5 separate regions of the Homo sapiens genome follow, and all the other regions are linked to region 5. The links are chromatin contacts, found by Hi-C or POLR2A ChIA-PET in ENCODE. All regions are on one chromosome and are shown on one strand. Each heading gives the region's core, a stretch centred on a gene start or an enhancer-like site at or near the end of the contact. The rest is flanking DNA. Distances are from core to core; before and after follow the strand shown. Region 1 overlaps UNC45B (unc-45 myosin chaperone B). Region 2 has its middle 20 kb from the start of SLC35G3. Region 3 holds the start of NLE1 (notchless homolog 1). Region 4 holds the start of SNHG30 (small nucleolar RNA host gene 30). Region 5 holds the start of SLFN11 (schlafen family member 11).

The links. Hi-C counts contacts between places; a loop is a spot of excess contacts on that map. ChIA-PET counts read pairs that join two places held with the same protein, here RNA polymerase II (POLR2A). Pooled maps may share reads with other maps.
Region 1: a loop to region 5 is called in a map of naive thymus-derived CD4-positive, alpha-beta T cell, with 2.6 times the contacts of the local background. The contact joins the enhancer-like site here to the promoter of SLFN11 in region 5. A Hi-C loop is called at or near these places in 4 of 168 maps with a recorded cell type or tissue (CD4-positive, alpha-beta T cell, CD8-positive, alpha-beta T cell and naive thymus-derived CD4-positive, alpha-beta T cell) and 9 of 50 pooled maps. POLR2A ChIA-PET finds 5 or more read pairs at or near these places in 6 of 52 experiments (AG04450, activated CD4-positive, alpha-beta T cell, activated CD8-positive, alpha-beta T cell and 3 more).
Region 2: a pooled map shows a loop between it and region 5 (5-fold over the local background). The contact joins the enhancer-like site here to the promoter of SLFN11 in region 5. A Hi-C loop is called at or near these places in 7 of 50 pooled maps. POLR2A ChIA-PET finds 5 or more read pairs at or near these places in 9 of 52 experiments (CD4-positive, alpha-beta T cell, CD4-positive, alpha-beta memory T cell, T-cell and 4 more).
Region 3: a loop to region 5 is called in a map of endothelial cell of umbilical vein, with 7 times the contacts of the local background. The contact joins the promoter of NLE1 here to the promoter of SLFN11 in region 5. A Hi-C loop is called at or near these places in 1 of 168 maps with a recorded cell type or tissue (endothelial cell of umbilical vein) and 7 of 50 pooled maps. POLR2A ChIA-PET finds 5 or more read pairs at or near these places in 2 of 52 experiments (AG04450 and HEK293T).
Region 4: a loop to region 5 is called in a map of ascending aorta, with 11 times the contacts of the local background. The contact joins the promoter of SNHG30 here to the promoter of SLFN11 in region 5. A Hi-C loop is called at or near these places in 1 of 168 maps with a recorded cell type or tissue (ascending aorta) and 14 of 50 pooled maps. POLR2A ChIA-PET finds 5 or more read pairs at or near these places in 12 of 52 experiments (AG04449, AG04450, CD4-positive, alpha-beta memory T cell and 8 more).

The regions. Positions count from the first base shown.
Region 1 is chr17:35,158,675-35,163,042 of GRCh38, reverse strand. It overlaps UNC45B (unc-45 myosin chaperone B), which reads right to left. Exons shown (of 20, transcript NM_001267052.2): 8 at 3,498-3,668. Among named protein-coding and RNA genes, the nearest start is that of UNC45B, 13 kb to the right of the region's middle. RefSeq lists a silencer at 2,271-2,441. Within about 2 kb of position 1,467, at least 3 of the 41 ENCODE cell types and tissues checked have a DNase peak (open chromatin) inside an H3K27ac peak, as active enhancers do; they include CD4-positive, alpha-beta T cell and CD8-positive, alpha-beta T cell, where a contact is called at or near this core.
Region 2 is chr17:35,212,614-35,216,904 of GRCh38, reverse strand. No RefSeq gene overlaps it. Among named protein-coding and RNA genes, the nearest start is that of SLC35G3, 20 kb to the right of the region's middle. Within about 2 kb of position 2,129, at least 3 of the 41 ENCODE cell types and tissues checked have a DNase peak (open chromatin) inside an H3K27ac peak, as active enhancers do; they include CD4-positive, alpha-beta T cell, where a contact is called at or near this core.
Region 3 is chr17:35,140,794-35,145,237 of GRCh38, reverse strand. It overlaps NLE1 (notchless homolog 1), which reads left to right and starts at 2,935. Exons shown (of 13, transcript NM_018096.5): 1 at 2,935-2,980; 2 at 3,116-3,259. The coding sequence starts at 2,963. RefSeq lists an enhancer at 2,627-3,504.
Region 4 is chr17:35,566,811-35,570,808 of GRCh38, reverse strand. It overlaps SNHG30 (small nucleolar RNA host gene 30), which reads right to left and starts at 2,695. Exons shown (of 2, transcript NR_135479.1): 1 at 2,308-2,695. It also overlaps the pseudogene RPL39P32. RefSeq lists enhancers at 2,829-2,958, 2,659-3,341.
Region 5 is chr17:35,372,359-35,376,540 of GRCh38, reverse strand. SLFN11 (schlafen family member 11) reads left to right here and starts at 2,920. Exons shown (of 7, transcript NM_001376007.1): 1 at 2,920-3,067. It overlaps LOC105371933 (a long non-coding RNA gene), which reads right to left and starts at 3,444. Exons shown (of 2, transcript NR_171638.1): 1 at 3,314-3,444; 2 at 1,686-2,629. It also overlaps the pseudogene UFM1P2. RefSeq lists enhancers at 1,993-2,092, 2,763-2,812, 2,903-2,952.

The sequences.
Region 1 (4,368 bases), core at 218-2,717, 210 kb after region 5:
GTTGCCCAGTGACATAGCAAGGACACGCTCCCAATCCCGTCTGATTTCAAAGCCTGTGATGTTAGCTGTTATACTATGTTGCCTCTGGGGCAACAGAGAGATGGATTTCGGAGCCAGGTTTTAGAGGTGGCTTGGAGCTGGTCAGACCTTGTGTAGTACAGGGAAGTGGGAGAAAGAACATTCCAGGTAAAAGCTGGGAGGCATGAAACTCTAGATGTTAGGAGGGAATTAAAAGTGCCTGGAACCAGCCTGGCCAACATGGCAAAACCCCGCCTCTACTAAAAATACAAAAAAATTAGCTGGGCATGGTGGCGGGCACCTGTAATCCCAGCTGCTTGGGAGACTGAGGCAGGAGAACTCAGGAGGTACAGGTTTCAGTGAGCCAAGATCACGCCATTGCACTCCAGCCAGGGCTACAAGGGCAAAACTCTGTCTCAAAAAAAAAAAGTGCCTGGAAGTGGCTTGGTGGCTCATGCCTGTAATTCCAGCACTTTGGTTAGGCCGAGGTGGGAGGACCACTTGAGCCCAGGAGTTTGAGACCAGCCCGGGCAACAGACCCATCTTCCCATATGAAAGAAAAAGAAAAAGAAAGCGCCTGGCAGTAAATTTTGTGCTATGTACATTTTACCACTTAAAGGAAAACTTCTGTTTCCTCCCTAAACTACTCCTACTCTCAGAGCTTACTTCTGACACTGGATGGGTGTCCTACAATTCAACGCTGACACTAACCACTTGGGGTTAGCACAGACTCCACAGGTTAAGGGCTCAATCCCACAAGACTACCCTCCTTCGGATGCCAGCCTCAAGTCCAAGTTGCCACCTGTGCTTCTGACTGGCCAACTATAAATCAGAGATTCCCATGACCCTCTCCCTCAGGTTTGATAATTTGCTAGAATGGCTCACAGAACTCAGAAAACCAGTTTAGTTACTAGATTACCAATTTATTATTTAAACAACAACAACAACAAAAACAGAAACTCAGGAACAGCCAGATGGAAGAGATGCAGAGGGCAAGGTATTGGCAAGGGGCGTGGCACTTCCATGCCCTCTCCAGGTAGCCATCCCTCCAGCACCTCCATGTGTTCACCAAATTGGGAGCACTTTAAGCCCCTTTGGCTAGGGATTTTTTTTAAATAGAGGCTTCATTATGTAGGCACGGTTGATTAAATCATTAGTTATTAGTGATGAATCCCACCTCCAGCCCCTCTCCCCTTCCTGGAGGTAAGGGGTGGGGGGCCGAAAGTTCCAATCCTGTAATTGCATGGTTGTTTCCCCTGGCAACCAGCCCCCATTCTGACATTCTGAGGTTATCTAGGGGATCCCAGCCACCAGTTATTACATGAGCATACAAAAAGATACTTATCACTTCAGAGGTTAGCTGTGTGCCAGGAAACAGCAGCAGAGACCAAATATGTGTATTTCTTATTATGCAACAAGCATGCATTTAAAAAGTGCTCAGTAGGGCTGGGGAGTAACAGGAAGTGCCTGATGAGCCAACACAGACTCCCCAGCCTGGGTCCTAAAAGCATCCCTCAAATGCCCCTCTCCAATCTCATCTCCCGGTCTCCCCTTCCATTCTTGCCCATGCCTTGAGCATCTCATTTCTCTTCTGTTCAAACACTCTAGACCTTCCTCCTGTCTATCTTTGCCCCTTCTCTCACCCAAAAGCTCACTTCGGGTTTGACATCCTGACAGCTCCCTTACCGTGCCTCCCAGCCCAGTTTGCACAACACATAACACCTCAACATTGCAGCTTTGTATTCGAATATCTGAATTTTTAAATCCACATTATTTTTACCCAAGTGCTGTCCATGTTGGTGCCCTTTACAAAAAGAACAGAATAAAAAATACTGCTCTCTACCTGTCCCATCCCATAACACGTGGATGAGCCTAGATCCTGGTGCTGAGAGAGAAGATCTGTTGTTAACGCTCACGTTTCATGACATATGTGGAGAAGACCAGAATGAGGCAGGGAGGAAGTGGGGTTTGGGCATTTAGCAGTAGGGTAATGTGTTAAAGTCTAAGCACTTGCACATGCACTTTGCTGAGGTCTATAAAAACCAAACAAGGGAAGTGCAATATCAAAAGACATTCTTTAAGCTGGGAAGAGCTGATCTGAATCTTTTAGAACAAGGTATAGTCTGTGTGTCATAAAACCTACGGAAGAATTTACCATAGCAGATCATGAAACCACAGGTATGATTCCTTAACAATCAAAGAAGTTGATTGAGGAGAGGGGTAACACCTCGGAGCTGACAAATTGAGTGACTGTCTGCTAGAACACATGAAAGGAAAATAAAATCTTGGCCCGGTGCCATGGCTCGCGCCTGTAATTCCAGCACTTTGGGAGGCCGAGGTGGGAGGATCACTTGAATCCAGGAGTTTGAGACCAGCCTGGGCAACATAGTGAAACCACATCTCTACAAAAGAAAAACATTAGCCCGGCATGATGGTTCGTGCCTGTGGTCCCAGCTACTCGGGAGGCTGAGGGGTAGGAAGATCACTGTAGCCCAGGAGTTTGAGGTTGCAGTGACTATGATCACGCCACTGCACTCTGGCATGAGCAGCAGAGTGAGACTCTGTCTCTAAAAAGAAATAAATAGATAGATACACAAAAATGAAATCTTGGGACCCCCAACTCCCTAAACCAAAGGAAAAAAATTAAGCTGAAAGCTGAATCATGGCAAGAAACTGCCTTTCCTTTTATTCCTAAGCAGATAGCTACAGATAAAAGGTTAAATATCTCCAAAGGTTTAATAAATTACTCTAGGGCTTAAATATGTCCATTCTATGTTCACCTTATCTTATGTAAAGTGATCATTTACTGAGCAGGAGACAAATATGTAATTGACTATTTGACTATTCCCCTACCTCCTCCTTTCTCTTCCAACATGTGCATTCATGTAATGTGACCACACCCTCCCTCTTTCCCCTCCAGGCTGTCTTTCCCCTTGAAATATTGAAGCCCTTAAAATCATCTTTGGAGAAAGGCTCAGACCACAGACTGTTTCTGTGATTCTGTGTTTCCTCTCTGCGGGGCATGTCCGTAATCTTGGCAAAATAAACTTCTAAATTGATTGAGACCTGTCTCAGATACTTTTGGGTTTACAAACATTCTCACTGTGCTTTATATAAACTATACTTGATGCAATTTCCTCCCTTTTGAAAGGCCTGTGAAGTATTTTACCAACCATGAGACTTCTGGAATTTTATCCTGTGGTTGGTGGAGTCCTTGTCCCCATTTGCTAGGTTGCTTCACCCACATGTTTTGGGGATGTGTTTGGGCACTTCCTGGGCATGTTCAGGCTCTGAATTCAGAGCCTTGACCTGCACCTTCACAGGCCCACTGGTGGATCCTGATGGGCCAATGCCTTTTCTCATCTTTTCAGTTAGAACTGAAGACCCCTTCAAGAGCCTCACATCTTCCATTTTCTGTTCAGTGCCCTGGTGCCCACTTAAAAGGCTTGAGCAAGCCCCAAACCTTCCCCTCTTCTCACCATTATCCACCACATAGATGGTACGTGAGTTGTCATGAATGGCAAGGTCCTTCCTGGGAACATTCTTATTGAGCAGGTTCAGCGCCTGATCCCTGCCCTGGCCAGACACCTTCTTGCTGACTAGCATGTCCAGCAGGTGGCTGGTGATCTGCTTCAGGTCCTTCTTGGTGTCTGAAGAAAAAGAGGACGGGGTAAGTAGAGAGGGGTAGGAAATCTCACATATATATGACCAAGAAGAGCAGCAGCTTCTAGACTCTGGAAGTACTGAATCCACTACTTCCTGAATATGTGAATTCCCAGGGGAGTATAGTGTTGCCCATCTCACCTGGAAAAAGGGAGAGAAATCCCTAGACAACACCCCCAAGTGGTCCTCCAGCCACCCTGAACCCTGACTTCTACAACAGCTCATTCCATCCTTGAGCAGTTCAGATTCTTAGAAAGTTCTTCACTCCTACCAGTGACTGGCAGAGATCCAGGGATGCTTTATGTGGTTTCTAATAAACTGATTTAATAAAATGCTTTCCAGAAGGGGAATTTGTACTTTTTAGGGACATTTCACTCCCCACAGATTCAGGCATGCTGGGAGCCTGAATTCAAGCTTTTGCCTGTGACGCCGGGACTTCCTGCCCACTGGTAGATCTTAAAAGGCAAATGCCTTTTTTTCTGATTTTGCCCTCCAAGATACTTAGAGATTTTTGTTCTCATTCTAGGATGGAGCCCAAAGGCAGGCAAACCAAAAAGTAAAGCTCTCCAAACCATGTCAGATAAATAACTGATGAAGGAATACAGCTCCATCGCCTAAAGAAGGAAAGATGTAAGCAGATGTGACAGTTCGTCTTCAGACAGAGGCATGTCATGAGAGTGAGATAAC
Region 2 (4,291 bases), core at 880-3,379, 160 kb after region 5:
ATCCCCAACCCTCATGCTAGATTAGGGTCCCACTATAAAGTGTTCTTATAGATTTCTGTGCTTTTTATTAATAGCAGTTATAAAAACTCTAATTAAGTAATTATGTAATTTTTGTGGGTGTCTCCACTACTAAATAAAAAACTTCATGAGGTCAGGGATCCTGTATATATTGTATAACACTGTATCCCCATCATTACCACATTATCTGGCACATAACAGGTGCTCAGTGAACTGTAAGGTTCATGAAAAGAGCAACTTTGTATTCCCTGAAGAACCCACCATAGAGCCCTGTATATCATAATTGTTTGGCAAATAATTATTAACTTAATGGCAATAATCTTAGGAGATATTAAACAACCATTTTCTCATTCACTCATTAATTCATTCAACAGCAATTTATTGACTAGCCACTGTATGCCAAGCATGATTCTGTCCTCAAAGATCTAACAATATCCAGAAAACACACTGCTTCAAGATGAAGTTCTCTTTCCTTGGTTTAAATTGAGTTATTTTTCGGACCAACAGGTTCCCAAGGTCATGTTTATGCCTTTATGAAAGTTTTTAGGTAAGAAAGAGACATGGTCCAGTCTACACTTTTAGATGGTGTATTATTAACTCAGAATAGAGGAAGGATGTGGGGAGGGAAGACTAAAGGCAGAGAGACCATTAGAGGATCGTTGCAGCCAAGCAGTTGAGAGATGGTCTGGACTAGAGCAGTGGCAGTGGGGAAGGAGAGGCTTGGGTAAATTTGGGAGAGATTTAGGAAATAAAATGAACAGTACACTGTGATCAACTGGATTTGGTAGACGAGGAACATGGAGACTTAAATAATATAAGTCTAGAGTTCAAGAAACAGGCCTACGATGGAGATACAAATCCAGGCACGATCAGCTTGGAGCAACAGGATGGAAGAGATCACCCAGAGATACTGTAGAAGACTCTGAAAACATCCCATTCAGAACAAAGGCTGAGGAATGCCCCCATCAAGGAAGAGGTAAATTAAATGTACATTGCAAAGTAGCCTGCAAAGAAGACTGAGTGAATGGCTAGAATGGTAAGAGTAAAAGAAAATCAAGCACCTGTGAGACATAAAAGTGGTATCAAAGAAGTCCAGAGACGCCGGACACAGTGGTACATACCTGTATTCCCGGCTACCTCGGAGGCTGAGGCAGGAGGATGGCTTAAGCCTAGGCGTTTGGAACTGTACTATTTTTATAACTTTTCTACAAGTCTAAATTGCTTCAAAATGAAAAGGTTTTAAAAACTCAGAGCTCCTTACAATTTTCAAGTTTGTTTTATTTTCTCCCATTGGTTAACATACACTGTCAATCTTGACATTTTGGGAAATCTGGAAAAAAATCTTTAGAAATAGGGGCAGGGAAGGACATAGATTTATTTATTGTCCAAAGACTGTTAGCATTGTGACATGTTTCATCTGGACTTTTTTTCCCCTAGAATTTTTTTTGGCAGAGTGGTAATTAAATAATAGTGGACTTTTTTTATACTTATTTTTACTGAATCTTTTTTTACATTTATTTTTACATTTATTATAGTAGTAATAGGAGACTTTTAAGATGTCACACCAAAGACATCTCTGTTCCCTTTTTTGCAATACCCCAAATGAAAAATAAGAAATGAGACACCTAAACCTCAGCCCTCATTATGTGGGAAGAAGAGCTAAGGCTGCCTCATGCAGTGGAGGTCGAGGACACCAGGAGGGAAAACCTGCCACTACAGATGTTGGGCACAGTCAGCAGAACACGGGGTTGTCTGTATTGGGTGGTTTGTAGACCCTGGGCAGAAAATTCAATGACTACTTGTTTGGAACAACCAGACTGAAGGGCAGAGGGGGCTTGGAGTTTCCTTACCCTTGTGTTAATCGCAGGATTGGCAAAGGACACATCATCTTTGAAATCAGAAAAACATCTGTGAGTGACAAGCAGCCCTGACTAATATCTAGTCTGTGAAAAGAGGAAATCCGTACCAATCATCAAAACAGTTATAAAACCCTGTACCCTATGCAACTTTTCTGTGAATCAGGGAGGCTTTGGCACCCCCAAGCCCTGCCCTGACCCTGTTCCCATGCTATATCCTGCAAGCAGCTCCATCAAGGAAACAAGGATCCACCCTGGGAAAAGAGCCCTCTGGATACATGTGACAGGGAGTCCAGGATGACAGCTGAGGGTGGGCCCAGAGAGCCCCCAGTCAGGATCCAAGGGCAGAAGGCTCGGGGGACCTTCTCCTGAGGATACAAAGTTGATGGTAGACTTCATGTACTTGATTAACCAAAAAAAAAAAGTTATGAAACAAAGAAAAAGTAAGATGATATGAATCCTGAGGAAAGCAGAAAGTTGTATGAGAAATGAAATGCACCCATAGTACATCACCTAGCACAACTGTGACTAGAGAGGCTCATAACAAGGTGAACATCGAATATTGTTCTAACCGAAAACAGTGATAAAATCATCTTGGCAGGATGTGGGGAGAGCAAAATAGGGAGGGAGTATAATTGAGCTAAATCTTCCGGAAATAGATAATATCTAGTTAAACCTCAAAATGGCACCATTTAGAGCTAAGTACCAAAAGAAACATCAAAGTGATGGCCCCTAGGAACAAGATGGGGGCAGGAGCAGGAGACTGCTGGTGTTATACTAAGCCCTGTCAAACTATTTCACTTCCAATATTATGTGCATGTACCACTTGATTTTTAAAACTTATAAAAATCTGAGAACTATCTGGAAAGTAGTGGACAATGTATCTCTTCTTACACAGCTTTTTTCCCCCATATAATTGGAGGAAAAACCCCCCGCAGATTATCTGATAGAATCAGCATTTCATAGACCCATATTCATGCCACTCCTGTGGATCTGAAACACAAGATCTATAGTCCACATAATAATAATCCTATCCTGACCTTTTCTTTGCATCTTCTAAGTTTTGAACTCTGGGGTCTGGCACTTGCTCTCTCCAAAATAACTAGTGAAACTTCAGTGCTTAGCTCTGAAAATTACATATCTGGTGGGGAAAACAACCAACTCAGCAAGATAAGTAGATAATGTCTCTCCGACCCTTTATAGCTGCAGAAAAGTAGGTATGATTTCGCTTCTTGAAATTGTCTTTCCAAATGTTATGTCTAGCAAAGGAAAACTGTATAAAACATCTAGACTTCAGAGAATATTATTGTGTCCTATGAAAGTAATCACTAACTGCTACCAAGTCTGTCATCCTGAAGGCTTGTTTAACTCTAAGTTGTGCTGTTCTGATGACATTGAAATGAATGCTTTTTCCTGGAAGGGATATACGCGTAAGAATTTATTTTGTCGAGCCAGAAGAGAGAGGAAGAGCTCTTTCCTGTTTTCCCACATGCACAGAGATTATAAAACCTATGCTTCTGTTCAATTGTTAAGAGTTTAGGAGTTTGTGATCCATTGAAATGAAGATTTCTTACCTGGACACTGCTTCCTTGTCTTGGAGCTGACCATCCCCTCTGGCCTGGCAGCAGGAATTTTCACCCCATCCCTAGATATTATGAGAAATCAGACCCTTGGCCCACCCAACACTCACCAACTAACTGCCACCTGCTAGTAGCCCCAGCCCCACCAAGTAGCTGTTGTTCCTCTGTTCTTTCCTACAGCCTCTATTACTTTTTTTTTTTTTCTTTTTAGACAGGGTCTCCTCTGTTGCCCAGGCTGGAGTGCAGTGGTGCATTCACAGCTCACTGCAGCTTCAATTGCTTGGGCTCAAGAGATCCCACCACCTCAGCTTCCCAAGTAGCTGGGACCACAGGTGCATGCCATCACGTCCAGCTAATTTTTTGTATTTTTTTGTAGAAACGGGGTTTCACTGTGTTGCCCAGGCTAATCTTGAACTCCTGAGTTCAAGCGATCTGCCCACCTCAGCCTTCTAAAGTGCTGAGATTATAAGCGTGAGCCACTGTGCCCAGCCTACTATTTTTTTAAGGTTAAGATTTTATTTTCAAGGCTTCTCGTGTTGTACAGAAAGTAAAAATGGTGTTCCAACCTCAGTGTAATTGGTAGCTGTGACTGGCTATGACTCACATGCCAATCACAGCTATCCACACTACCACAAGATCCTTACATGAAAACCTGGTAATACTTACAATTTGTTAGGGTGAATTCTCCAAGCTTGGTGGTGGATTTCCAAGAGGTACAAATGGAAGAAGGCAGACTACCACTCTTTGGGTGGGCGGGTAGGTATCTTGGCATTTGTATCCCAGGCACTTCAGCTACCAAGGAACTCCATATGAACAATAAAACCAATCCCGAACAGT
Region 3 (4,444 bases), core at 1,686-4,185, 230 kb after region 5:
CCACCTGGCTATTTTTTTTGTAGAGACATGATCTCACCATGTTGCCCAGTCTGGTCTCAAACTCCTGGGCTCAAGTGATACTCCCACCTCGGCCTCCCAAAGTGCTGAGATTACAGGTGTGAGCCACTGTGCCAGCTGGATCTGTGATTTCTAAATGTGAGGAATACCAGGATGTTTTGAAAACATACAACAGGGAAATATGACATCATATGACATCATTTCAAAGGTTTCCCTGCGTAAGTGATAAATGAGTTGATACACATAGAACTCCGACAACGTCTGGCAGAGAGTAGGCACTCAATACATTTATTGGATGAATGAATAAATATTCAAGGCAAGACCTGAAGAATGAGGAACTATTCCTGTATTAGTTGGCTCTGGCTACCATAACAAAATAGCACAGACAGGGAGGCTTCAACAACAGAAATTTATTTTCTCACAGCTCTGGAGTAGAGAAATCCAAGGTCAAGGTGCCATGAGGGTTGGTTTCTGGTGAGGCCTCTCTTCCTGGATGCAAACAGCCACCTTCTCACTGTGTCCTACTATGGCCTCATCTTTGTGTGTGCTCAGGGAGGCAGTGCGGGGGGCGGGGAGAGACAGAGAGAGAGTACTCTGGAGTCTCCTCATTTCACAAGGGCACCAGTTCTATCTGATTAGTGTCCTACCCATACAAACTCACTTATTAACCCTTCCTATGTCCTTTCAGGGCCCATCTCCAGGCCAGGCATGGTGGCTTACACCTGTAATCCCAGCACTTTGGAAGGCCTAAGACAGGAAGATCATTTGAGGCCAAGAGTTCGAGACCAGCTTAGGCAACAGAGTGACAGCCTTGTCTCTACAAAAATTTTTAAAAGTTAGCCGAGTGTCAGGTATAGTGGCACACACCTGTTGTCCTAGCTACTCAGAACACTAAGGTAAGAAGAGCACTTGAGCCTGGGAGTTTGAAGCTGTGTGAGCTATGATCACACTACTACACTCTAGTCTGGGCAACAGAGTGAGACCCTGTCTCTAAAAAAAAAAAAAAAAAACAATAATAATAATATATGCTATCTCCAAATACAGCCACATTCAGAGCTAGGGCTTCAATATATAAATTAGGGCAGAGGCGTCCAATCTTTTGGCTTCTCTGGGCCACAGTGGAAAAAGAATTGCCTTGGGCTACACATAAAATACACTAATGATAGCTGATGAGCTGAAAAAAAAAATCGAAAGAAAATCTCATAATGTTTTAAGAAAGCTTACGAATTTGTGTTGGGCTGCATTCAAAGCCATCCTGGGCTGCATGCAGCCTGTGGCCCAGGGGTTGGACAAGCTTGAATTAGGGGAAGGGCACAATTCACTCCATAACAGTTCCAGACAGAAAAAACTGCATGGGCAAAATCACTGATGCAGGAAGAGCCATGCCTTGTAAGAACTCAGAAAAAGCCAGCAAGATTTAACCTAAAGAGAGGGGTGGCTGGACATAGCAAGGCTGAATTGACCATTATAAGGAGTGTTCTTTTTTTCCTGCATGTAAGGGAGCCGTCGCAGGGTTTGAGGGTGAAGAGCAGCAGGCCAGATTTTTGGTCTGAAAAGATAACCCTGGCTGCATCGTGGAGAATGGGTAGAAAGAGGCAGGAATGGAAATGGGGGGGCTCATCGGGAGGCTGTTGTAGCGGTCCAGGCAGGTGATGATGGTGACTCTGACCAGAGTGAGGCAGTGGAGATGGGGAGAGCAGATTCAAGCTGTGTTCATGAGGATGACTTGGCAGAGCTTGAGACTGCCTGAGCAGTGGAGGGAGAGAGAGGAGAGTTGGCAAGGGAGATCCTTCGTTTCAGGCAAAAGAGCTCAAGTTCATTGCTGTCTGCTTCAGTTCCTCAGTAATATGGGGAGAAAAGGGTTGTAAGAATTAAATGAGTTATGTGGGAAAGCACTTAGAACAATTCCTGACTTGTTGATGTCATTATCACTATTATTGCTTTACAGCATTGATGATTGTAGAAATGATTTGCTTTTGTACTCGAGTATTATTGAGTTGATCCATTTTATTTATTTATTTATTTATTTATTTATTTATTTATTTATTTATTTATTGAGACAGAGTCTTGCTCTGTCATCCAGGCTGGAGTGCAGTGGTGAGAGCTCGGCTCACTGCAACCTCTGCCTCCCAGGTTCAAGAGAATCTACCACCTCAGCCTCTCCAGTAGCTATGACCACAGGCGCATGCCACCACGGCTGGTTAATTTTTTTGTATTTTTAGTAGAGACCTGGTTTCACCATGTTGGCCAGGCTGGTCTCGAACTCCTGGACTCAAGTGATCTGCTCGCCTGGGCCTTCCAAAGCGCTGGGATTACAGGTGTCAGCCACCACGCCCAGCCTTGACTTGATCCATTTTTAAAAGGATACTAATTTCTAGGCTAGGCGTGGTGGCTCACACCTGTAATCCCAGCACTTTGGGACACTGAGGCTGGGGAGTGGGGGACTTGCTGCTTGAGTTCAGGAGTTTGAGACCAGCCTGGGCAACATAGTGAGACCTCGTCTCTACAAAAAATGAGAAAAAAATAACCGGGCAGGGTGTCATGTGCCTGTAGTCCAGGCTACTCTGAGGCTGAGGTGGGAGGATCGCTGTGCCAGAAAGTTCGAGACTGCAGTGAGCCGTGGTGGCACCACTGCCCTCCAGTCTGGGCGACGGAGTGAAACTCTGTCTCAAAATGAAATTAAATTAAAATGGGGCAAGAATCCCTGTTGTGAAGAGTCAAAAGTTTACTGTGTCCTCTAAGACCCTGGCGAAAAATAAATGTGAAGGCTGTTGAGGGGCGGGAGGAGCACCAGGTAAGCCCATTTCTAATCCCTGAGGCCGTGCGCAGCGGGACGCTTCTCCTCCCCAACAGCAGAGGGCGATGTGGCCGGCGGCGACCCCGCCCGACCACGGAGACGGCGCTCTGTCTGCCGGGCTCTTTCTCCTCCACGTGGGGACGCAGGATGGCGGCAGCAGTGCCGGTGGGTGTGCGTGGATGGGGGCGGGGGGCGTCGCCGCGGGGCGCTAGGGCCCGGGTCCCTGAGGCCTGAGAGAGGCGAAGTGGGGCCCTTCTGGGCGGGCGACCAGACTGACTCCCGCCCCACTTGCTCGCGCAGGACGAGGCGGTGGCGCGCGATGTGCAGCGGTTGCTAGTGCAGTTCCAGGATGAGGGCGGGCAGCTGCTGGGTTCCCCGTTCGACGTGCCCGTGGACATCACCCCGGACAGGCTGCAGCTCGTGTGCAACGCGCTACTGGCCCAGGTAAGTGGCTGGCCAGGGCGGCCTCGCATCTCCACCCCCGGGCGGATGCGGTGGGGGAATCATATTACCGAGGGTCTGCGGTTCATGGTCCCCCGCTAACGGACTGTGGTGACCCACCTGGCGTGAGCTCCCACCTATGTCAGAGATGGAATCAGTGGCATAGCGCTTTACACGCCAACCAAAGGGGTCCACCTGCGGAGAGGGGCCTAGCTTTGAACGCACCGGATGCTGTATTTCATTGATTCTTTGTCACAGTCCCCCAGTCTGGGACACGTTAATATCCCCATTTTACAGCGTGGCCCGGAGGGACTCAGTATTTTGCACGATGCTATGTAGTAGGTAGCAGATTTGGAATTGGAACCCAAAACTATCCGAATACCCATGCTTTTATTTATTTATTTATTTACCTTTTTTTTTTTTTTTTTTGAGACGGAGTCTCACTTTGTCGCCAGGCTGGCAAGCTGGAGTGTAGTGGCGTGATCTCTGCTCACTGCAATCTCTGCCTCCCAGGTTCAAGCGATTCTCCTGCCTCAGCCTCCCGAGTAGCTGGGACTACAGGCGCGCGCCACCACACCCAGCTAATTTTTGTATTTTTAGTGGGGACTGGGTTTCACCACGTTGGCCAGGATGGTCTCGATCTCTTGACCTCGTGATCCTCCCGCCTTGGCCTCCAAAGTGCTGGGGATTACTGGCGTGAGCCACCGCACCCGGCCTTTGCTTTTAACCTTTAAGCCAGTGTGTTTACTGAAGAGCTGCCCTGGGGACAGGGGAGGTCCTTAAAATTGCAGTTCCTGGACCCCATCCCAGCCTTACTAAACCAAACTCTGGGATGAAGCAGAAAGTCTACATTTTTTAACAGGCGTTTTGGGAGCTTTTTACACAAATATAGTGTAGTGTGGTAGTTTGGGAAACACTGCATAATGCTATATGCTAATCCTATCTTGGACGTAAAGAACCTGAATTAATCATTGGCAATAGGACATTGAACTAATTACTTAGTTGTTCTGAGCCTCTGCTTTTGAAAACTGTCAGTGGGAATATTAGTATCTACTTCCCACGGTTGTTATGAGATGCAGATAAAGAATTTCAGGCCGGGTGCAGTGGCTTATGCCTGTAATCCCAGTACTTTGGGAGGCTGAGGTGGGCAGATCACTAGAGGTCAGGAGTTCGAGACCAGCTTAGCCA
Region 4 (3,998 bases), core at 1,446-3,945, 190 kb before region 5:
AGGAAAGAAGGAAAGAAGGAAAGAAGGAAAAAAAGAAAGAGAAAGAAAGAAAGAAAGAAAGAAAGAAAGAAAGAAAGAGAAAGAAAGAAAGAAAAAGAAAACAGAGGCCTCAGCCTCTGTTTAAGCATTCAAGCATAACCATTGTGTAACAGGCACTTCATCAGTTACTTTCCCTCTTTTGAGACAGAGATCAGAGCTTAATAACTTAAATAAATCTGCCAAAAATAATGAAACTTGTGAGCAAAGCCAAGCTCTGAACCAATGAGTGCTTGGCTCTAAAACCCACGTTCCTTCTGGCAGACAATACTGCTATCTCAATGGGCCTCCTGCCTCCAGTTTCTCTCCCATCCAATGTACTTTGAATCTTACACACATACTAACCCTTATATATGGAGGTGTGATTACTCACAAGCATTCAGTTGCTCCCCATAGTCTAGGAAATAAAGTCCTAACGACTTTGTTTAGCAATCAAGATGTTTCAAAACAGACCAATATTTATCCTTAAATACACCATAAATAACCCAAACATGTCTTTTGTTTGTTTGTTTGTTTGAGATAGAGTCTCGCTCTGTCGCCCAGGCTGCAGTGCAGTGGTGCAATCTCAGCTCACTGCAAACTCAGCCTCCTGGGTTCAAGCGATTCTCCTGCCTCAGCTTCCCAAGTAGGTGGGATTACAGGCATGAGCCACCATGCCCAACTAATTTTTGTATTTTTAGTAGAGACAGGGTTTCGCCATGTTGGCCAGACTGGTCTTAAACTCCTGACCTCAAGTGATCCACCTGCCTTGGCCTCCCAGGTGCTGGGATTATAGGTGTGAGCCACCGTGCCGGGCCCCCAAACATATCTTACAGTCTAATCAACCCAGATTATTCCTTAGTCCTCATATTGGCTCTATTTGACCTTATGCCCTCCATCTAGAAAGTCTTTCCCCCTGTGTAGAAATCCTTCCTGTACTTCAAAATCCTATCCCTGCAGTTTGCAACCCTTCAAAATGCCATCTTTTGCATGAAGCCTTTTTTCATCAATCCAACAGGAAGTATCTGTCCTCCTTCTGAATTATGAAAGCACCTTAATACCTGTTTTGTGGTACCTATTTCACTTTGTATTTTAAGATCCAGACAGCCAGACTACCATGTAATTCAAGATCTTTACAAGTTGAACTCCCTATCTGCTTCATCATCAGCTGGGCAAACCTCCCATGTGCTCCAGCCACATGCGGCAGGTACATTTTCCTAGTTCCTGGAGTGCTTTCTCCACCCCTTTCGATGGGGAGAAAACCTGAGTATACTTTTTTTTTTTTTTTTAAAGATTTTTAACATTATTTGGATTCTTAGTTTGTGGGAAAAGAGTAAGATAGACACATCTAGATTGTTATATAGCTCAGGCTTTTTAAGGGGGATATTTAAACATACAGTATATAACTTTAAAATGCCCAGGTGTGGGGAGATTTGCCTTATCACTCAAAAAAAGGGTCAAGAGTAATCATTCCAAGTTTAGGTTGAAGTGGGTAAGATTACAGCCAGAGATTAAAAGCTCACACATCCATAAGCAAGGTCCCAGTCAGGCATCTGGAAGGGCAAAGGGATGGCTCTGTGCTGGCTGAGTAAAAGGCGCTTTCATGGAGGGATAAATACCCACCCTAAGTATACTTTTTAAACTTTACTCAAGGCCGGGAGCGGTGGCTTTGGCCTGTAATCCCAGCACTTTGGGAGGCCGAGGCGGGTGGATCACGAGGTCAGGAGTTCAAGACCAGCCTGGCCAACATGGTGAAACCCCATCTCTACTAAAAACGCAAAAATTAGCCGGGCGTGGTGGTGTGCGCCTGTAATCCCAGCTACTTGGGAGGCTGAGGCTGAGAACTGCTTGAACCCGGGAGGCGGCGGTTGCAGTGAGCCGAGATAGCGCCACTGGACTCCAACCTGGGAGGCAGAGCGAGACTCCCGTCTCAAAAAAAAAAAAAAAACAAAACAAAAATAAACTTTACTCAAATATCACTTTCTGTTAAATGTCCTTAATTCCTTCAATCATCCCCCTCTTCTAACTCTCACAGCACTTTCTTCCACTACGGCACGCATCACACGCCAACTACTCACCAGTTCACGTTTTCCGCCCTCTCTCCCACTTGCCCAATCACAGAGTTCCTAAAGAACCAGGACTATGTTCTACTAGTCTTTGTAGCCACTGCACTCGGAATGGTGCCTAGTACATAGGAATGAGCGTTTAATTCATTGAATGAGCGACTCTTCCTACTAAACCCTAAGCTCCTAGATTATAAAAGCATCAACACAAGTTATAAATCCGACTTACCTCCAACATTTCACGTAGGTAAAGACCATACCTCAAGCACCTCCAAGCCCTCATTTCCCCAGCCTCTACCTCATGGCCCTCTGCACAGCCATCTGCGCACAACCAGTGCTTACACACAGGAGGCCCTCAAAATAATACTAATAATCTAAGGTCCAAATCCCACGAACTCCCGGGAAGACTGAGAGTGAGGCTGGAGCCAAGGCTTGAACCAAACACCCAGGAAGGAATCTGCAGCCCGCTTTTCTAAGTCGTAAAACTCCTACGACCTGGACTCTCTCAGGAAGCCTGCTCCGGCCTGAGGAGGATGGAGGTAGCCAAGCTCTCCAGATTTCTGTCCCGGGCCAAAGGTGCTTCCAGCTTCCCTCTCCTTTGCTTCTCCGCCCGGCTCAGGTCTTACAGCCTAGCGCGGCTCTCGCCGAACAACCAATCCCACGGCGGCCATCGGGTCACGTGGGCGCCCCTGAGGCGGGGCTGGTGGGAGGAGCAGCCAATCGAAGGCCGAGGCCAACGTCAGGGGTGGAGCAAAAGGGATGGCGGACGCATCTTTTCCGTCACTTCTTTGCGTCGCGGTCTCTATCCTGAGAGACCAGTCGCTTTCCAAGTTCTGAGCAATTCTCCCCCGCCCCCTCCACAATTCCTCGCCGTCGGCCGTCGGGGTGACTGTTAGGCAGAGTGGTTTTGCCTGTACCCTGTTTCATAACTGGGAATGAGCATTTGAGGCAGGATTATAGTGTGTGTGCCCTGGGATTGCGGGAAGAAATGGTTTTGGGTTTTTTTTTTTTTTTTTTTTGTGACAGGGTCTCACTCAAGTCGCCCAGGCTGGAGTGCAGTGGCGCGATCTCGGCTCACTGCCACTTCCGCCTCCCAGGCTCAGGCTATTCTCCTGCTTCGGCCTTCTGAGCAGCTTGGATTACAGGCAGGCGTCACCACGCCCGGCTGATTTTATTTATTTATTTATTTATTTATTTATTTATTTATTTATTTTCCTGAGATGGAGTTTCGCTCTGTCGCCCAGGCTGCAGTGTAGTGGCGCGATCTCGGCTCACTGCAACCTCCGCCTCCCAGGTTCAAGCGGTTCTCGTGCCTCAGCCTCCCGAGTAGCTGTATTACAGACACCCATCATCATGCCGGGCTAATTTTTGTACTTTTGTAGAGACGGGGTTTCAACGTGTTGGCCAGGCTGGTCTTGAACTCCTGACCTCAGGTGATCCTACCGCCTCGGCCTCCCACAGTGCTGGGATTACAGGCGTGAGCCACCGTGCCCGGCCTCAACTGTGTTTAGATTGGTGGGGGGCAGAGAGCGAAAGGAGGGAAAGCTATTGCAATGGTCCAGGTGAGAGCTAATAGGAGCTTAAATTAGATTGGCAGTGGAAATAGAGGAGTGGCATATGAAAGGCGAATGAGGATTGTGATGAATGTTAGACAGGAATGGGTAAAAGGACATGAAGAAGTAAAATGGAGAGTCTTCTGTACCAGACCCACTCAAGGCCTCTTTCGTTCGTTAAGGATTGGAGAGATTAGACAGTGAAGACAATGTGCCTTTGCGCGTGCTATTTCCTCTACCTGGTTTATCTTTCTCCCATCCATCTCCCTTTCTCTCAACCTGTTGCTTGCTTGCTTTCTTTTTTTTTTTTGAAATGAAAGGTCTCACATATTTATTACTGAACTCAGCCAACCAAAGCGTTCATAAC
Region 5 (4,182 bases), core at 1,671-4,170:
CAGATTGAAAGTGCTGACAAGTTATATTTATTGAAGATCCAACTTTTAAGGAAGTGCTAAGATTAGTCACTCATGTGAATAAGAAGCCAGGAAAGGAAAGATGGGGAAACCTAGATGACCAGGCTTCTGTTAAGGAGGAAAGCAACGGAGGAAAACAGTGAAGGGGAACAGAAAAGTGTAGCAAAGTGTTACAGAAAAGCCAACTGGATAGACAACACTGCAGAAGGTAGAGGTTGGGGAGAACTGAAAGGGAAAACAAAATACTTGACATAGTCTTAAGTAGTAGAAGGCAATTAGAGAAAACTAAGTATCTACTGGCCTTGTCAACATACAGACTTCAAAATACCCCTTATGAGAATCCAAAGAATGATGTGTGTAAGGGAAGATTTTATGTGCCCTTCCAGAAGAAATCAGTATCTATGTAAATCTTGAAAGATGAAATCAAAGCTCATAATGATTCAGAATCAGTGCTTGCCCTGCTGTATTCTGTCTGAACGGTGAACTCTGGAAGCAGGGATTGTGTCTGTCTGGCTCTTTTTAGAGCTGGAAATGTAGTGGCTTTCATTAAATACTTGCTGTGAAGTCTCTCTAAGACCAATTATTATCTTAGCATGTTTCAGTATCTTCTCTGTTATAGGCTCTAGGTTCATTGGGGAAAAAGATATAAGAAAATTCAACAGACTCAGCATTTGAAGTGTGCCATTGGTAGTTGTTTATGAAGTTACCAGATATTCATATATGTGACAAATGAACAGCAGGATTATGAATTATCAAAGGAAAAGACATTTGCTGAGGTGAAAAACTCTGGTGTTTGAGGAAGTTTTTATTTTTATAAAATAAAAATATTTTAAAATTTTAAAATCTTATAAATAAAATCTTTAAAATATTATAAAATAAAAATATTTAAAATATTTTATTTTAAAATCTGATGTTCAAACGCCCGTTTCTTACAATAACTATTGAGCCTCAGTTAACCAGAAATTTGTGAACATCCATTTCCTGACTTTTTGCTTTAAATTTTTTCTCCACTGTTTCTAGCACAAAAGTTTGCCTGCTGTGTTGCAGAAATAAATTTATGTTGTCCTCTGCCATAAAGTGATATATTTAATATTTTTATTCTTTGTTTTTGAAAATTATATTGTAAGTTCCTAAAAACATTTTATTAAACAATTAGACATTTTGTTATTAAATAAATGTGATCTGTAATTTCTTTGTGCAGAATGATTTGAAGTATTGTATTTAGTTTACATGCATTGTGGGTTCATAATTAATATCCAATGAAAATACATTTTGTTATATTGTAAAAAAAGAATAATTTTAACAGTAAAAAAGAGATTTTTTATATTTATCTGCATATTTACTATCTTCTGTGCTCTTCATTCTTTTTTGTAGATCTGAGTTTCATTCAGGTATCATTTTCCTTCCAGCTAAAGAACTTCCTTTAATATTTTTTCATAAGAAAGATCGGCTGGTGACAAATTCCCTCAGATTTTCAGATTTCCTTTTTTTTTTTTTTTGTCTGAAGTCATTACTTTGCCTCCATTTAGGTAGGCCTTTTTTGTGGTTGTTATAGGATTCTAGGTTGACAATCTTTTAGCACGTTATAGATGCATGGTTCTGGATTTGGTACAGGTTTGCACAGACTCTCTGTAAACATGTTAAAGAAAAATGGAGAAGCTGCAACATGAGAATACGAAGATTTACTGAAATGAAAAGGTGGTCATTGAAAGAAAGTGGGTTATGAAACAGCATGAACATTATGACCTCATTTTAACAAACGTGCGTAACATACACATAAGTGTAATATGTATGTACATGTATCCATACACACATTGTATATGTATAATGAAATCCGTTTTATTTTCTTACTTTCGCTTTCACTGGAGCCTGTATTAATCAGTGCGGCATTAACCGCTGCTCCCACCCTCGGGCCACTCCGCATCAGTGAGAAGTGGGCCTCCGACAGAGCCGCCCGGGCCTAGGGTTCCGCAAGGCTGGCAGCACGGAGCCCGGCCAAGGGCGAGCGCTCCGCCAAGGATGGGGAGTTGGCCAAAGACAGGAGGATTACAAAATCCAAACACTCGGACAGAATCCTGGCGGGTGCTAAAGACTGCAGCGGGGCAGAAAAGCAGAACGCTGGCAGGTTTTTTTCATATCACTAGCAGCGTGACGGTTACCGGGGTTGACCAAGCACAGCGCACCGGCCGCCGTTAAATCCCACTCTGGCTCGGGGTCTGCGGAGCCTGCCTCAGCCGCAGGCTCCATAAACCCAGCCAGGAACCAAGCGCGGCCCAATCTGCACATCTGCCGCATTTTGGCAAGGGGTCCGGGGTCTGGAACAGAAGCGGAGGCCCAAATTCTTGCCTCGGTCTCCAAGACCCACTTTCTGGGGCGATGGAGAGAGAAGCCCAGCTTGGGATCTGGGCAAGTCGAGCGGGTTGGAAGGGGAAAGCTCTGGCGAGAGCTCAGCTGGACTCTCCGAGGGGTATCTGGAAGGTGGGACCGCAGGCACCGGGAGAGAAGAGGGTGCGAGGAAGGAAACGGCCACCCCGTTGGGAGCGCAGGAGCCGACAGCTGCTTGGGCCTGGGAAGTTCTTCTCTTTCTTCATAATCTTTATTCTTTGTTTTGCTGTAATCCAGATAGATGAATAGATAGATGATAGGGAGGGAGAGATGGATGGAGGGAGCGAGGAGACGGAGGAAGGGTGGGAAGAAGGGGGAGGAAAAAATCCCCAAATTCCCGGAAACTAAGAACTACGTGGCAACAGTCAGAAGGGTGGGAGCTTCTAGGCAATTTAACGCGGCAGAGTTCGCGGGCTTAGCAGACCCGCCCATTGGCTCTTGCATCTCCTGCGTGGGATGTGCGTGGGATGGCGCCAACCCGCTAGTATATAAGGACTCGACCTGGGCGCCTCCAGGGAAACGCTAAGGGGGCTTCGGAAGCGCTGGAGCTTGAGAGGTCAGAGAGGGTCCTTGCCCCCAGCCTGGGACTCCGGAGTTGCGTTTCTACCCGTGCTTCAGGGTCTAGCCCAGCCGAATCCGCGTCGGGCTGTAACTCGAGTGCCAGGTTCGAGAAGGGAGCAGCACCCTTCCCACCCCACCCCAGCCAGGGTGTGGGGTGTGGGGAGGGGCTGGAGGGGTGCGGAGGGGCTGGGGGTGGAGTGGAGTGGGGGTATCTGTGCTTTTCTCCCCTGTCCGGGGGCCCAGCTAGTTTGCTCAGCAGGTTCCCTAAAAAGCGGACTATGGAGGACTGGCGGGCGGGGCGGGGGTGGGTAATGGGGGTAGAAGGCATTAGGGGCGGGGCGGGCCTGACCTGTGCACCTGCTCCCGCTGGAAGTTGGAAGAGCCCCTGGCCAGCCAGCCGCGGTTTCTGCGGGGCGCGGAGCAGGAACCGAAGCCTAGAAGGCCACTGAGTGCACCTTGGTGGCTCCCAGGGCTGCAGATCTCAGGTTTCAGAGTTATTGGTATTTTAAACTTGAGAAACTAGTTCTACAGCTGTCTATGTGACCGACCAACCACTCTAAACTATTTTCCTTAATATAGAAACTAAAAGGCAGAATTAGAATTGCCATTGCCCTGCGGGGAGATTTATAATCTAGAGGGGGGAGAAATGAGAAAAATGTCTCCCTCTGGACAAGATCTGTAGAATACACGTGCTACCCCAGAAGGACAAAGAGCTCTAAGTTTTAGTTTTCCAAGAGGGCACATCTGTCGCAGCCCATTTCCCTTTCTTTTCTTTTTTTTTAAATTAATTTTTAATTTCTGTGGGTACATAGTAGATGTATATGTTTATGGGTTACATGAGATATTTTAAGACAGGCATGTAATGTTTAATAATCACATCACGGTAAATGGGGGTATCCATCGCCTCAAGCATTTATCCTTTGTGTTACCAACAATCCAATTATGCTCATTAGTTTTTATTTTATTTTATTTTATTTTTGTAGGTACATAGTGGATGTGTATATTTATGGGGTACATGAGATGTTTTGATACAGACATGCAATGTGAAATAAGCACACCATGGAGAATGGGGTATTCATCCCCTCAAGCATTTACCCTTTGAGTTGCAAACAATCCAGTTACATTCTTTAAGTTATTTAAAAACGTACAATTGTTATCATTGACTATAATAACTGTTGTGTTATCAAATAGTAGGTCTTATTCATTCTAATTTTTTTG